Linked DNA regions of Homo sapiens: region 2 is linked to region 1. A link is an interaction called in ENCODE POLR2A ChIA-PET data of the cell type or tissue named here. Cell type or tissue: PC-9. All regions are shown on one strand. Each heading gives the region's core, and the rest is flanking DNA. Links, peaks and the distances in the headings are about the cores only. Region 1 has its middle 160 kb from the start of JARID2-DT. Region 2 overlaps JARID2 (jumonji and AT-rich interaction domain containing 2).

What was found. Peaks named below come from ENCODE experiments on the same cell type or tissue, not always from the same donor. Only the 100,000 strongest peaks of a DNase experiment are listed, where the experiment ranks them.
Region 2: POLR2A ChIA-PET joins it to region 1 with 21 read pairs; 3 of 35 experiments call an interaction of 5 or more read pairs at or near these places.

Annotation. Positions count from the first base shown.
Region 1 is chr6:15,085,589-15,093,920 of GRCh38, forward strand. No RefSeq gene overlaps it. Among named protein-coding and RNA genes, the nearest start is that of JARID2-DT, 160 kb to the right of the region's middle. In PC-9, for the core only: no CTCF peak of the experiment used is centred there; DNase peaks (open chromatin) are centred at 1,233, 4,423 and 4,703; H3K4me3 peaks cover 1,872 bases; H3K27ac peaks cover 2,390 bases.
Region 2 is chr6:15,413,290-15,421,621 of GRCh38, forward strand. All of the region lies in intron 3 of JARID2 (jumonji and AT-rich interaction domain containing 2), which reads left to right. Among named protein-coding and RNA genes, the nearest start is that of DTNBP1-AS1, 130 kb to the right of the region's middle. RefSeq lists a silencer at 153-320. In PC-9, for the core only: no CTCF peak of the experiment used is centred there; a DNase peak (open chromatin) is centred at 4,752; H3K27ac peaks cover 1,713 bases.

The DNA.
Region 1 (8,332 bases), core at 28-8,027:
TAATCCCAGCTACTCAGGAGGCTGAGGCAGGAGAATTGCTTGAACCAGGGAGTCAGAGGTTGCAGCAAGCCAAGATCACATCACTGCACTCCAGCCTGGCGACAGAGCAAGACTCTGTCTCAAAAAAAATAATAAAATAAAATAAAAATAAATAGCTGGGCACAGTGGCTCACGCCTGTAATCCCAGCACTTTGGGAGGCCAAGGTGGGTGGATCGCCTGAGGTCAGGAGTTCAAGACCAGTCTGACCAATATGATGTAATCCTATCTCTACTAAAAACACAAAAATCAGCCGAGTGTGGTGGCACGCACCTGTAATCCCAGCTACTTGGGACGCTGAGACAGGAGAATCACTTGAACCCGGGAGCCAGAGGTTGCATTGAGCTGAGATCGTGCCATTGCACTCCAGCCTGGGCAACAAGAGCGAAACTTCGTCTCTAAATAAATAAATAAACCAAAATTTAGCAGTTAAAAGGATGAGCTCGGAAGTCAGGCTGCCTGACTGCATTCCCAGTTCTACACTCTCTGTGTTCCTGAGTGCCTCTGAGCTTCGTTTCCTCATCTTAAGTAGGAATAGTATGTCCATAGTAGGATCGTTGTGAGAATTCAATGAGTTAATACACATAAAGTGCTTACAACACTGCCTGGGCACAAAGTAAGCTCTTAAAATTGGGCTTTTATTATATCTGGGATGGCTTTTCTGACCTGTCTCCAAACATATCACTAACCCCCATGTTCCCACATGTACCCAAAACATCCCGTGCTGCTCCTCCACCCATCCCCATGCCTCCATCTTGCCGCCAGCATCATCTTATCATACTGTGTCCTGGTTATCTACTGCTGTGTAACAGACCACCCCAAGAGTAGTGGCTTAAAACAACCATACCTTTTATTTTGCTCAAGAATCAACAGTTTGGGCAGGCTCTGTGAGAATGACTTTTCTTTGCTCTAGATGGTAACAGCCCAAGTGGCTCAAAGGCTGGGGAATGGATCTAAAGCCATATTCACTCACATGCCTGGTGCTTGATGCAGGCTATCAATTGAGACCTTAGCTGGGGCTCCTGGCCAGAACACAGACACACAGCCTCTTCGTGTATCCTGGGCTCTCTCGTGACATGATGGCTGAGCTCCAAGGGCAAATGTCCGAACAGAAAAAGAGCCAAGAACAAGCCATATCACCTTTTATGACCTGGTCTCAGAAGCCACCTGGTGTTACTTCCTCTACTATCTATTCATCAAGGAAGTCCCAAAGGTCCTCCCAAGTTCACAGTAAGAGGAAATAAACTCCAACTCTTTTTTTTTTTTCTTTTTTCAGACAGCGTCTCACTCTGTTGCCCAGGCTAGAGTATAGGGGCATGATCTCGGCTCACTGCAACCTCTACCTCCTGGGTTCAAACCATTCTCCTGCCTCTGCCTCCCGAGTAGCTGAGATTACAGGCGTCCGTCCTCATGCCCAGCTAAGTTTTGTATTTTTTTAGTAGAGATGGAGTTTCACCATGTCGTCCAGGCTGGGCTCGAACTCCTGACTTCAGGCGATCCACCAGCCTTGGCCTCCCAAAGTGCTGGGACTGCAGGCATGAGCCACTGCACCCAGCCGAACTCTTGATGAGGGAGTAGCAAGGTTCTGGCAATGTGGGACCAGAGATATTACTGTACTAACCGTGTGTTTTACTTTTTGTATCTTGATGCTTTGAGATCTGGGGCCTTGCTGACTCTGAAGGGACTACTCCTCCCAGGATTAGCCAATTCCTAGAGACAATAAACAAGCTCAAGTTCTAACTCCTTAGGATAGAATTCAAGACCCCCTCCAATTAGGCCTCAGTCTAACTTCCTACCTTCCCTCTCTCTAGCCCCTCTACAAACTGCTCCAACGGTTTAGCCAATTTCCTGTTCTCCAAAGACACCTCGCAATTACTCTTTACTGGATCTCTTGCTCACCTTTCAAAGTCCAACCTGAGCCCTGGCTCCTCCGTGTTCCTCCATGCTCCTCCGTGAAGCCATTCCCATTCATAGGGATGCATGTCCTTTCTGAATCCTGTCTCACAGCATTCATCCTCTGTACCAGTCCCTTTATTGCTTGGTTATACAACAGATCTACCTATGTTGTTAATTAGATTCTGAAGATTAAAGCTCTAAGGAACTTTAAGAGATTATTTTGTTCAACACCCTTAATTTGAGGCGAGGAAACCAGGCCTGAGCGATTACTGGCCCAAGGTCCCAGCACTCATTAATGGCAGGGGAAGGAATAGAAGCCACAAACCCATTTCTACTTTATTCTCTTTCTTTAACACCAGGTTGCCTCTATTCAGCTATTTTAAATGTGTTAGTCTTGTCCCTGGCAGAGTTTTGAAGCTATATTAGGGCAGGCAAGGACTACATCTTAAGTCGCTTGTATCCTGACAACATCCAGCAATGTCTTAGTAAATCTATGTTGAAACCATAAAAATATTTCTAGGTCTTTCCTTTACCCACTAGGAACCGAAACTTTTCTTTTTCTTTTTTTTCTTTTCTTTTTTTTTTTTGAGAGAGAGTCTCACTCTGAAGTCCAGTGGTACGATCTTGGCTCACTGCAACCCCTGCCTCCGGGGTTCAAGAGATTCTCATGTCTCAGCCTCCCAGGTAGTTGGGACTACAGGCGCACACCACCACACTGGACTAATTTTTGTATTTTTAGTAGAGACAGGGTTTCACCATGTTGGCCAGGCCAGTCTCAAATTCCTGGCCTCAGGTGATCTGCCTGCCTTGGCCTCCCAAATTGCTGGGATTACAGGCATGAGCCACGGCACCCAGTGTTGAAATTTTTCTTTCTTTTTTTTTTTTTTTTTTTTTTTTTGAGATGGAGTCTCGCTCTTGTCCCCAGGCTGGAGTACAATGGCACGATCTTAGCTCAATGCAACCTCCACTTCCTGGGTTCAAGCGATTCTCCCTGCCCCAGCCTCCCAAGTAGCCAGGACTACAGGTGCCCACCACCATGCCCAGCTAATTTTTTGTATTTTTAGTAGAGACAGGGCTTTGCCACGTTGGCCAGGCTGGTCTCGAACTCCTGACCTCAGGCGATCGCCCACCTTGGCCTCTCAAAGTGCTGGGATTACAGGCGTGAGCCACCATGCCCAGCCGAAATTTTTCTTAAGAATAAAACGTTTTTCTCCTCTTTTAATACAGAATACCTTTCTTATGAGTTTTCTAAAAGTACGTTAAGCAAACCAAAACAAAAGGAGGTGGGTAATGTACCTGAAGAAACTTAGCCAATTCAATTTTTGCAACCTCAGAAGCATGTTCCATTTACTTCTTGGAACTAACTGTGGTCCCACCATAAATTGAACCAGATACACTTGTTCTAATGTTATCTCAACTTTGCAGGCAGATTGTAACCCAGGGTTGGTTTAGTTCATCTATTTCCTAGTCCATTAATCCACTGCTCTTGCTGTCTCAGCCGTGTGGGCATTCTTTCAGTTGGAACATACAGAGGCTGCTTTCTCCTCCAAAAGCTTAAAAGCAACAAAGCAAGAAAGAGAGAAAAAGCAAGAAAGCAAGAAACTGAGAAAAAGCAAGAAAGCAAAAAAGCAAGAAAGGGAAAGCAAGCAAACACAGCTTCTACCTCTTCCCTTATAGAATCAGAGCCCCTTGAGAGTGCCTACAGGATCTACTTAGAAAGGTTATTTTGCAAATGTCCCATTAGCTACGGCATAATACAGCTCTCCTCCAGCAGAAAAGCTCTGCTTTCTGGGAGTCTGTTCCCTCCTCAGCCTAATGGATTCTGTCAGGGGCAGGATGTGGCTTTTGCCATCACGGGCCATAAAACCCAGGAGTAATGGCTGCAGTGATGGCGGCCTCCTGCCGGCCCATCAGCACGGGAGTTTGACGGTGAGGAGGAGAGAAAGGAAAACTGGGAAAAGTTCTGAATGCTCAATAACTTTTCAGAGGTAAGATGAGGGAGAGAGAGACCTAGAGCCATAATTGCAGAAGCCTCTTGCAAAATTTAATTAAAACTTGGGCAGAAACAAACACCAGAAACAAGTGTCATTCATCAACTTAAACCGCCAACTAAGGTAAACACTGCCACAAACTCAGGAAAAGAAAGGGAGGAGAATGGAACGAGGGGTGATCACTCTAGATATCAAGCAAATCAAATTACCCTGAAGGCCCTGCCAGACACATGCATTAATCATTGGTTATCCCAGCTGCACACCTGTATGGAGAGGAGAACTTGGCGTCCTCAAATTGACTCTGGCTGGCAAAGTGGGAAAGCAGAAGGACAGGGTGGCAGGCCAAGGGGAACCCAATCCAGAAGTGGCCACGTGGCACCCACGGCTCTGCACTGGCCAGGTGGAAGAAGGAGGAACCACGTAAGATTCAGGCGAGGGCGTACAATCATCCCCAGCTTTCCAGTCTTGCTTCTTGTTTTCTGGAGCCTATGTAGCTGGACAAACCTGCTGAGCTGCAACGTGAAGCAACTTTCCCCGGGAGGGGGAAGGCTTCAGGGTGAATCCAAGCCAACTCCAGGGATAACAGAGTGGGAAAGCAAGTTGAGCTTTCAAATCCTTTATGTGGCTGGTTTTCTTCTCTCGTGAGATTCAGCATTTAGTAGGAGGGAGACGGGGTAGGGTGGGGTGGGGACAAAGTGAGCCGTTGACTTTGTTTCCTGGGTCACAGGCTTTGTACACCCACAAGTCCCGAGGGCAGGTCACAAGCTGAAATCTTCTTACTCCAGAGAGAGGAGGCTGGAGAGCAGCTCAGCCATCCAGGCTGGGAGCTATTTGCACTTGATGAGCAATTTCAAGTGGGAACCATCAGAGTGTGTGCCTGTGTGAATGCCAGAGTGCATTTAGAGGGAACAAATGATTTATTATCGGGGCCTCAACAAAGTTACATTCGAAAAGGGAGGGAGCCTCTTATTCCCCTCCTTATCATTAAAACCTTAAAGAGGTAGAATCCATTTGGTCTCTTAAGCCAGGCTGGAAGGGAGTCACAGCTAATCAAGCAGCCCGCTCAGCTCCTTCAGCCCTTCTTTGAGTACAACAATATGTATAAACTGGCAAAAGGGACTACAGACTGCTTTGATGTTAAACAAAGAGGAAAACCTCCAAAACACGGTAAAAATTGTATCTCTGTTTAACTCTTCCGCGTCCTTTCTTCAGCACAAATTTAAGACACGTACAGCTAGGCTCCAGGGAGAGGTACATAATGAAAAATTATCATTTCAGATACTTAGATCCAAGTATTTTGTAGCAAGAGAAAATGTCCAGTCTCCTCTTCTGAATTACTTTCTCTGCTTACGTTTTTTTGTTTGTTTTGTTGTTGTTGTTGTTTTTGAGATGGAGTTTCACTCTTGTTACCCAGGCTGGAATGCAGCGGCATGATCTCGGCTCACTGCAACCTCCATCTCCCGGATTCAAGCAATTATCCTGCCTCAGCCTCCCGAGTAGCTGTGATTACAGGCACCTGCCACCAAGCCCGGCTATGATTAAATATTACTTCACTAATAACAAATACTGTGCTCTGGCCAGGTGCAGTGGTTCACACATGTAATCCCAGCACTTCAGAAGGCTGAGGCGGGAGGATCACTTGAGCCCAGGAATTTGAGATCAGCCTGGGCAACACAGTAAGACCCCTGTCTCTACAAAAAATAGAAAAAATTAATTGGGCATGGTGGCGTGCACCTGTCCTCCCAGCCACTTGGAAGGCTGAGGCAGGAGGATCACTTGAGTCCAGGAACTCAGAGACTACAGTGAGCTGTGGTCGTGCCACTGCACTCCAGCATGGGTGAAAGAAGGAGGCCCTATCTCAAAACTAGATAAATAAATAAAATACTGTTTTTTGAGCAGTTTCTGGGGCCTGATACTACAAGAAGAGCTCTACGGTGACCACCTCATTTAATCCTTCAATAACCCTGTGAGATCCATATTGTTGTCTCACCTTAAAACTGGAGGAATAGACGAGCTAAGGGACATGCCTAATATGTCCCAGCCTATGATAGAGAAGTGTTCTTTTTTTACTTGAGACTGAATCTTGCTGTGTCACCCAAGCTAGAGTGCAGTGGCACAATCTTGGCTCACTGCAACTTCTGCCTCCCTGCAACTTCCGCCTCCCAGGTTCAAGCGATTCTCCTGCCTCAGTCTTCCGAGTAGCTGGGATTACAGGCGCACACCACCATGCCCAGCTAATTTTTGTATTTTTAGTAGAGATGGAGTTTCACCATGTTGGTCAAGCTGGTCTTGAACTTCTGACCTCAGGTGATCTGCCCACCTTGGCCTCCCAAAGTGCTGGGATTACAGGCATGAGCCATCACGCCCAGCCTAGAGAAGTATTCTTTTTAAATTTGTAATTCATTTGAAATGGATTTTTTTTTTTTGAGACGGAATTTCGCTCTTGTTGCCCAGGCTGGAGTGCAATGGCACGATCTTGGCTCACCGCAACCTCCGCCTCCCGGGTTCAAGTGATTTTCCTGCCTCAGCCTCCCAAGTAGCTAGGATTACAGGAGTGCACCACTACGCCCAGCTAATTTTGTATTCTTAGTAGAGACAGGGTTTCTCCATGTTGGTCAGGCTGGTCTCAAACGCCTGACCTCAGGTGATCTGCCCACCTTGGCCTCCCAAAGTGCTAGGATTACAGGCGTGAGCCATCACGCCCTGACAAAATGGAATTTTTCTAAAATATATTGTATGCTTCCAGGGCTTACAAAAGAAAATTCCTAGGAAATGTCCAGAGGAAATGATCCCTGGGCAGGTTGGAATTCCAGCCTTTAGGTCTTCAGGGATGCCAGGGAAGGAGAATCTGTTGTGAACAAAGACCACAAATTGCTGCCTATGTGGAGAAGAGGAGCACGTGCCGGCGCAGCCGGACAGAAGGAGAAGTCAGAGGAGTTGAAGGTTGGAGGTTTGGTGAAGTAAAAGAGAGCACTAGGAAGGTTTTCAATCACTATAGGTTGAAAACCAGCCATGGTTCAAGAAGGAAGAAGCTCATAAGATTCCGGCATACATATTGTCCCACTTCTCCTTGGTAATGATGGGGTTCAGGACACGCTATCACACAATATGGCACCTTGGCACATCAGAGGCAGAAAGGTCACTCTCTCTTTCCCCTTGCCCTCCCTGCTGAAGCAGATCATAAGACCTTCACTCCAGAGGTGCTCTCCCTACACCTGGAGGAAAGGAGCTTCCTTATCGACGTAGGAGCACAGAGAAGAATCTGAACAAACAGGATCTGCTAGACACCCCCAGTTTGTCACCGTTAGAGTCAACCCACGTCGTCCAATCACATTTCTCTACAACCATCCTCTCTTCACCAAACCTAAGCACACAAATACACAGGTTTCCCTGTTCCTTTGGCTTTTCATTTCTGAAAGCTACTGTGTTTCATAAAACTTACATTAAATAAATTTGTGGGGCTGGGCACAGTGACCCATGCCCATGATCCCAGCATGCCAGGAAGCCAAGACAGGAGAATCGCTTGAGGCCAGAAGTTGAAGACCAGCCTGGGCAACATGGCGAGACCCCATTGCTAAAAAAAAATAAATAAATAAAATTAATTAATTAATTAATTAAAAATTAAAAATTAGCCAGGCATGGTGGTGCATGCCTGTGGTCCTAGCTATTTGTGAGGCTGAGGTGGGAGAACTGAGCACAGACATTCAGGGCTCCAGTGAGCTATGATCTCACCACTGCACTCCAGCCAGGTGATAAAATGAGACCCTGTCTCTCTTTTTTTTTTTTTTTTTGAGATGGAGTCTCACTCTGTCACCCAGGCTGGAGTGCAGTGGCACAATCTCGGTTGACTGCAACCTCTACCTCCCGAGTTCAAGCAATTCTCCTGCCTCAGCCTCCTGAGTAGCTGGGACTACAGGCATGCACCACTATGCCTGGCTAATTTTTCTATTTTTAGTAGAGATGGGGTTTCACCATATTGGCCAGGCTGGTCTCAAACTCCTGACCTCAGGTGATCTGCCCGCCTCAGCCTCCCAAAGTGATGGGATTACAGGCGTGCAGCCACACCCAGAGACCCTGTCTCTAAAAAAAAAAATTATAAAATAAATTTTGCCGGCCGTAGTGGCTCACACCTGTAATCCCAGCACTTTGGGAGGCCGAGGCGGGCGGATCACGAGGTCAGGAGATCGAGACCATCCCGGCTAACACGGCAAAACCCCGTCTCTACTAAAAATGCAAAAAATTAGCCAGGCATGGTGGCGTGGTGGCCTGTGGTCCCAGCTACTCGGGAGGCTGAGGCAGGAGAATGGCTTGAACCTGGGAGGCGGAGCTTGCAGTGAGCTGAGATCGTGCCACCGCACTCCAGCCTGGGTGACAGAGTGAGACTCTGTCTCAAAAAACAACAGCAAAA
Region 2 (8,332 bases), core at 306-8,305, 330 kb after region 1:
GGTATGAGCCACTGTGCCCGGCAGGGAAGAGCTTTTAAGACTGACCATTTGCATTCTCTTTTGGTCTTTAGACTTTGTAGGAGAAAATACTGATTCCTAAAAATTCATATTGTTGTAGTTTGTTTCGTGTTGCTGTAACAGAATAGCTGAGACGGGGTAACTTTAGAAATACAGAAATTTATTGGCTTACATTTCTGGAGGCTTGGTATTCAAAGATTGAGGGACTGCATCTGGCGAGAGCTTTCTTGCTGCATTATAACTTGGCAAGAGAGCACAAGAAAGTGCTAAGCTCGGTTTTTGTTGTTTGTTTTTCTTTTTTAAGTTTAGTTTTTAAAGAGATGGGATCTGGCTTTGTTACCCAGGCTGGAATGTAGTGGTGTGATCATGACTTACTGTGTTCTCTAAAGCCTGGGCTAAAGGGATCCTTGTGCCTCAGACTCCTGAGTAGCTGGGACTACAGTCAGTCACATGCCTCCACGCCTGTCTAAGCTTGCATTTATAACAAACCCACTCCCTAGATAGTGACATTATTCCGTTCACGAGGGCAGATCCCTCATGATGTAATCACTTCTTAAGATCTCACCCTCTCAGCACTGTTGGATTAGGGATTAGGTTTCCAACACATGAACTTTGGGGGCCACATTCAGATCATACTGCAGGGTCATAATTTATGTATGTGCTTTGGAAAGAGCATTTTCACTTTATTTTTTAGAATGATACGAATTGCTAGTTAGCTATACTTGTAGATTTAATTACTCCTACTCTACACATCCTTTTATGTGCATGATTTTAGAATCATCAGCAAAAAAATATGCCTTTTGTCTACAGTAGGGTGATGGGGAAAGGGGAAGACTGAGAGGGATTGTATGTGCTTGACTTCCTTCTTATGGAAAATAAAAATCTATGGTGGAGACTGATGCCAGCCTCAGTTCCAACTTTATCTAGTCTGCTTTTCCAACCTGCACGTTGAAGCAATTACATTTTTCTGATGATGCTAATAACATGTTTTAATTCTTCAGTTAAAACATCCATGTGTTTACTTAAGTGTTGTTTTTCTGCAGAAAACCCCCTGAGTCAGATTTTGCTGTGTGTATTTACTGCCAGTGCCTTTACTTGACACTAGGGATCTTTTTAGCTATAGAAACCAGTGGAGTCCAGAGTTCTTGAGGGTTTTGGAGTTTCCTCAAATTTCTAATTCTCTTCCTCAGAGTTTTTCTTTATGGAGGCAACTACAACAACAACAAAACTCAAAACCGGTATATTTTTACCTAGCCATTGAAAGGTCATCTGAGATGCCTCTTTACAAAAGGAAAGCCAGTCCCCCTTCAGAATCTGTCTGCTGTGTTCACGGAAAGGGCAGCCCAAGAAAAGATGAGTGGAGATTCTGTGCTGGTGGGACCCTGAAGGCTGAGTCTTGTTTTTAGTTCTAGATGTTGTTTTTCTTTTTCTTTTGATCATTGTGGTGGGTGAGATTGTTTTTTTTTTAAATGATATATTTACATAGTTTATAACATATATTTTTTTGTTTGTTTTTATTTATTTTTATTGATCATTCTTGGGTGTTTCTCACAGAGGGGGATTTGGCAGGGTCATAGGACAATAGTGGAGGGAGGGTCAGCAGATAAACAAGTGAACAAAGGTCTCTGGTTTTCCTATGCAGAGGACCCTGCGGCTTTCCGCAGTGTTTGTGTCCCTGGGTACTTGAGATTAGGGAGTGGTGATGACTCTTAACGAGCATGCTGCCTTCAAGCATCTGTTTAACAAAGCACATCTTGCACCACCCTTAATCCATTTAACCCTGAGTGGACACAGCACATGTTTCAGAGAGCACAGGGTTGGGGGTAAGGTCACCGATCAACAGGATCACGAGGCAGAAGAATTTTTCCCAGTACGGAACAAAATGAAAAGTCTCCCGTGTCTACCTCCCTCTACACAGACATGGCAACCATCCGATCTCTCAATCCCTTCCCCACCTTTCCCCCCTTTCTATTCCACAAAACCGCCATTGTCATCATGGCCCGTTCCCAATGAGCTGCCGGCTACACCTCCCAGACGGGGCGGTGGCCGGGCAGAGGGGCTCCTCACTTCCCTGTAGGGGCGGCCGGGCAGAGGCGCCCCTCACCTCCCAGACGGGGCGGCTGGCCGGGCGGGGGGCTGACACCCCCACCTCCCTCCCGCACGGGGCGGCTGGCCGGGCAGAGGGGCTCCTCACTTCCCAGTAGGGGCTGCCGGGCAGAGGCGCCCCTCACCTCCCGGGCAGAGGCGCCCCTCACCTCCCGGACGGGGCTGCTGGCCGGGCGGGGGGCTGACCCCTCCACCTCCCTCCCGGTCGGGGCGGCTGGCCGGGCGGGGGGCTGACCCCCCCCACCTCCCTCCCGGACGGGGTGGCTGGCCGGGCGGGGGGCTGACCCCCCCACCTCCTTCCCGGACGGGGCGGCTGGCCAGGCGGAGGGGCTCCTCGCTTCCCAGTAGGGGCGGCCTGGCAGAGGCGCCCCTCACCTCCCAGACGGGGCGGCTGGCCGGGCGGGGGGCTGACCCCCCCACCTCCCTCCCGGACGGGGCGGCTGGCTGGGCGGGGGCTGACCCCCACCTCCCTCCCGGATGGGGTGGTGCCAGGCAGAGACGCTCCTCACTTCCCAGACGGGGTGGCTGCCGGGCGGAGGGTCTCCTCACTTCTCAGACAGGGCGGCTGGGCAGAGACGCTCCTCACCTCCCAGACGGGGTCATGGCCCGGTAGAGGCGCTCCTCACATCCCAGACGGGGCGGCGGGGCAGAGGCGCTCCCCACATCTCAGACGATGGGCGGCTGGGCAGAGACTCTCCTCACTTCCTAGATGGGATGGCGGCCGGGAAGAGGCGCTCCTCACTTCCTAGATGGGATGGCGGCCGGGCAGAGACGCTCCTCACTTTCCAGACTGGGTAGCCAGGCCGAGGGGCTCCTCATGTCCCAGACGATGGGCGGCCAGGCAGAGACGCTTCTCACTTCCCAGACGGGGTGGCGGCCGGGCAGAGGCTGCAATCTCGGCACTTTGGGAGGCCAAGGCAGGCGGCTGGGAGGTGGAGTTTGTAGCGAGCCGAGATCACGCCACTGCACTCCAGCCTGGGCACCATTGAGCACTGAGTGAACCAGACTCCGTCTGCAATCCCGGCACCTCGGGAGGCCGAGGCTGGCGGATCACTCGCGGTTAGGAGCTGGAGACCAGCCCGGCCAACACAGCGAAACCCCGTCTCCACCAAAAAAATACGAAAACCAGTCAGGCGTGGTGGCGCGCGCCTGCAATGGCAGGCACTCGGCAGGCTGAGGCAGGAGAATCAGGCAGGGAGGCTGCAGTGAGCCGAGATGGCAGCAGTACAGTCCAGCTTCGGCTTGGCATCAGTGGGAGACCGTGGAAAGAGAGGGAGAGGGAGACCGTGGGGAGAGGGAGAGGGAGAGGGGGGAGAGGGAGAGGGAGAGGGGCTAACTTATATTGTTTAGAATGGAACCATTACAGAGACTTTCATCCTGTTCTGAATGTGAAGGTGGCCCTGCCTATCTCCTTTCTCATTTTGCCCTTTTATTCCACTCAGTTCTTCTTGTAAAGTGTGTATTTGCCCCATCAGTCTCTCAGTATGTGTAGAAACCAGAATGGATGGATTTTGGTCATTTGGGTGTGGACTTGTGGTCAGAAACTCTTTGGAAGGATGGTTATGGAGGTGAGGATTATTTGTTTGAGGAATGAAACGATAATGTACAGTTAATTTGGTGATGGTATATTTTTAGATGCAAGTAAATACGAGATCTGAAGTGTACGATTCAAAAGAGGTCATCTGAGTTGGCGACTAAAATAGAGAGCAAGATTAACTGTTTATTTTTATCTGTGGGTGAGTAGGGGGAAGAGGGTAGAAAAATTTCACGAGAACAGTGGTTCTTAAGCGGGTTTTGTGGAGACTGTGGTGCAGCATAAGAGTATAGACTGGGGCCAGGCTGTGTGACTTCTCATTATATCTTGAACATTTACTTGTTGTGTTATATAATGCAACAGGTATTGTATCATACCTGTTGGGCAGGTTATATAATATGTCTGGGCCTTAGTTCTCTCATCTGAAAGATGTGAATCACAGTAGTAACTGCCTGATGGTGTTTTGTGACCTGAATAAATTAATTCTTGAAGAGAATTTTGGTGTATTGGTTGGGTGCAATGGCTCACACCTATAACCCCAGCACTTTGGGAGGCTGAGGCCGGCCGGCCACTTGAATCCAGGAGTTGGAGAGACCTGCGTGGGCAATATGGCGAAACTCCATTTCTACCAAAAAATACAAAAAAAATTAGCTGGGCCTGTTGACATGAGCCTGTAGTCCCAGTTACAGGAGGGTGAGATGAGAGGATCGTTTGAGTCTGGGAGATGGAGGTTGCAGTTAGCTGTGATCGTGCCATCACACTCCATCCTGGGGGACAGATCCAGACTCTGTCTCAAAAAAAAACTAAATAAGCGAATAAATAAATAAAAAATTCTCATGTATAAATGGTACTCTGTATGTTAGATGTTAGTAGCCATTGTCAGTATATGTGACACATGAATTGCTACATGTGAGTATGCACATCCTTTCGAGACTTCTCTGACTTGTTTCAGAGGGTTTTTAATTTACACAAATGATTTATATCTTTCCTCTCTGTCAGCCCTACCACAGCCATCTGTAGGCAGATGGAAATGTATGGGTACTCCCTCTTTTGAAGTTATTGAGTCACGGGAAGGACCCTGTGGTGTATGTTGTAAATTTCCTCTGCCGAGCTTGGTGCGACCTAGTATTTGCCTGAATGGAGCAGGCAAGAGTGGTGGGGTGAGGAGATTCCATCGTGGCTGCTCATGCATTAGTCATTGCTTCACCTTAGGGAGAGACCCAGAACCCTAATGTTTAGTGTTGGGATCTCTTGTTAACTATATTCCTCTTTTTTTTTTTTTTTTTTTGGTAAGACAGTCTTGCTCTGTCGCCAGGCTGGAGTGCAGTGGCATGATCTCGTCTCACTGCACCCTCCGCCCTCCCGAGTTCAAGCCATTCCATGCCTCAGCCTCCTGAGTAGCTGGGACTACAGGTGCATGCCACCACACTTGGCTAATTTTTGTATTTTTAGTAGAGACGGTTTCACCATGTTGGCCAGGATGGTCTCTATCTCCTAACCTCGTGATCGCCCGCCTCGTCCTCCCAGAGTTCTGGGATTACAGGCATATGAGCCACTGTGCCCGGTCAACTATATTCTTTAGAAGGGTATATTGCTTTTTGTGTACTAACAGACTTTAAAATAAAAACTCTTAAGAGTTTCTATTTAACTAGTACAGAAGTACCGACTCTGTCTCTAAAGGGATGTAACTTTTTTGTTAAACAAGGAGCTGCTGTATTTTAGTTAGGCTTTCGATCCAATAGGACTTAGTTTAAACACTGTTTGTCCTATTAGATTGAATTTTGAATGTAAAGAATCATTGGAAGTGTATGGATTTCATAACTCAGTGTACTCTGAGATATGACATGCCTCTGGATATGAAGACATGTTGAAAGTGGTGAGAATTCTCTCAGGCTTTTAACAGGTATGATATTCACAGCTACATTGTCTGCACGACTGTGTTCCTTATTCTTTTTGGTCTGAGTTACTTTGATGGTATAAAATACTTTTATTTACTTCGAGTTTGAAAGGAAGATAAGCCCAAATGTATACGAATCTTCTTGATAGCATGCATGAATTGGGATTATTCAAAGTGAGCATCCTTAATAATTGGAATTATATTAAATAAGTGCCTAGTTTTTACTCATTCCTGTATCAAAAATAAATTAGTAGTATAATTTACTATTAAATGCAAAAAAGTGAAAGCAAAACAATCAGCAAAAGGCTTAACATTTCTCTTAACCCTTGATTTATATTTAGAAGCTTCCACTGATCAGGTTATTTGGAGTTTATTTTGTTCTTACAACCTGGAGATATATTTTATAAATAAGAGAAGTACTAGTTTAATTTTCAACTTTAGAGTTATCATGGGTGAAATGTACTCTCTACTACAGAAAGTAAAGAAAAATTGAGTAATAGATTATGATGTGGCAGTTTTGAACACAAAAGATGTGGAAGTAAATATAAAGTAAATATGGGTAAATCTCGCCTATCTTCTGTTTCAAGTTATCTACGTAGTTGCCATTTTTGTTTCTAGTATCATTTGCATTTGCTTTTGCTTGAAGGATTTTAACATTTCTAACATTAGGTCTGCTGTTGATCATTCAGCTTTTGTATGTCTGGGAAGATCTCATTTCACCCACATTAAAAAAATACTTTTATGATAATTGTAGAATTACATGCAGTTATACAAAATACACCTTCATTTCTTATAGATATTTTTGCTGGGTATAAAATTTTAGGTTAATAGTCATTCACCATCAGTACTTCAGTGACACTGCCCCACTGTCCCGATGTGCATCATTTCTGATGAGAATCCTGTTGTTATTTTCATAGCTTTGTAGGAGCAATCATTTACCACAATTTTCTTTTGAATCCCTTACTGGTTTTAGGCAATTTGATACGATGTGCCTTGGCAGTTTTTATTTCCAGAGTTTGAGATTCATTGAGTGTATTAGGTTTGTAGATTTCATTTACTATGGAAAAATTAGAGCCATTATTATTTCAAATATTTTCGTGTGCATTCGTCTCCCCTTTGGGGACCTAATTTTCATATATATTACTCTGAAGTTGTCCCATAGCTCATGTGTTTTGTTCCTTTTTTGATCTGTATGTTGCATTTTAGATAGTTTATACCCTAAATCTGCTGGTAAGACTATTGAATATATCTTTTATCTCAGACATTGTTATTATATTTTAGAAGTTACAGCTGGGCACGCCTGTAATCCTAGCACTTCGGGAGGCCGAGGCGGGTGGATCACCAGGTCAGGAGTTCAAGACCTTCCTGGCCAACATGGTGAAACCCTGTCTCTACTAAAAATACAAAAATTAGCTGGGCGTGGTGGTGCGCATCTGTAATCCCAGCTACTCAGGAGGCTGAGGCAGGAGAATTGCTTGAACCCAGGAGGCGGAGGTTGCAGTGAGCCAAGATCACACCACTGCACTACAGCCTGGGTGACAGAGCAAGACTCCATAAAAAAAAAAAAAAGAAGTTAGATTTTGGTCTTTCCATAATCTTCAGTGTCTCTAGTAATATGCTTATTCTTTGGTGTTTCTTGAACATGTGGAGTACAGTTACAAGAGATATTTGAGTATATGTGCTATTTTTGTCTTCCATTATTTACAAAACAGTTTTGATTGATTAATCTTCCTCCTCATCAGTCATATTTTCCTGCATCTTTGCATGTCTGGTAGCTTTTTATTACTTGACAGACACTAAATTTTTCTCTGGCTGTGGGAAATGTTCGTATTTCTCTACATATTCTTGAGCATTGTTCTGAGATCTGATTATTAGGGAACAGTTTGATCTGTTTGGATCTTGGTTTCAAGCATGGTTAGGTAGGGCCAAAGCAGTGTTTACTGTGAGGCATTGTTTCCCTGCTACTCAGGCAAAAACCCTTACGAGTATTTTACTTGATGTCCTATGGATTATGTTTACCATGTAGGCTAGTAAGAATGGGCACTATTCCTGGTGCTTTTACAATTTGGATACTGTTCCTGCTAATCCTTTCTGGAAATACTTTCTCTTGGGTAGCTTCCTAACACAAATGTGCTTGTTAGTACTCAGCGGAAGACATGAGGAGCGCCTTTGGCAGATTCCATTGTTGTCTGTGTGGCTCTGGCCTCTGCTGTGCTCTGCCTTACACATTATATCACCTTGGCCTCCCCTTGTGTTTCTCAACCCCGGCTCTGCTTGCCCTTTCCGTAACTGCTGCAGCCTGGACATTCTCTCAGGGCAGTGAGCTGGAGGGATCATTTGTTTTCCATCCGTCAGGGATCACAGTATGTTGCTATATGGTGGCCGTTGTTTTGTGTGGATTTTTAGTTCTTTCAGACAGGCAAGAGGTATAAATCCTGTCTAGCTTCACTAAAAGCGGAAGTTCTTTCTGTTCTTTGAATGTTGAATGAGAGTGTGAGAGAGACACGTACCATCAGGAAATGGAACTAGCCACGGTCATAGCTTTTCATTTAGTTTTGTTAGTCTTTAAAAAAAAAAAAAGGTGAACAGCGTAAGTAAGCCCTGACTCCAAGAAAAAAAATTCAAAATTAATAAACATAAGCATTCGGCCTATAATAAAAATAGTAAACTCCATTCCATAATAAAGCCTGTGACTATTAGAAGTCCTTCTTTGAAGCTATGTAATCTGTCTCTTCCGTTAGGAAGAACTGACCTTAGCCTAGATAATATTGTGCTAA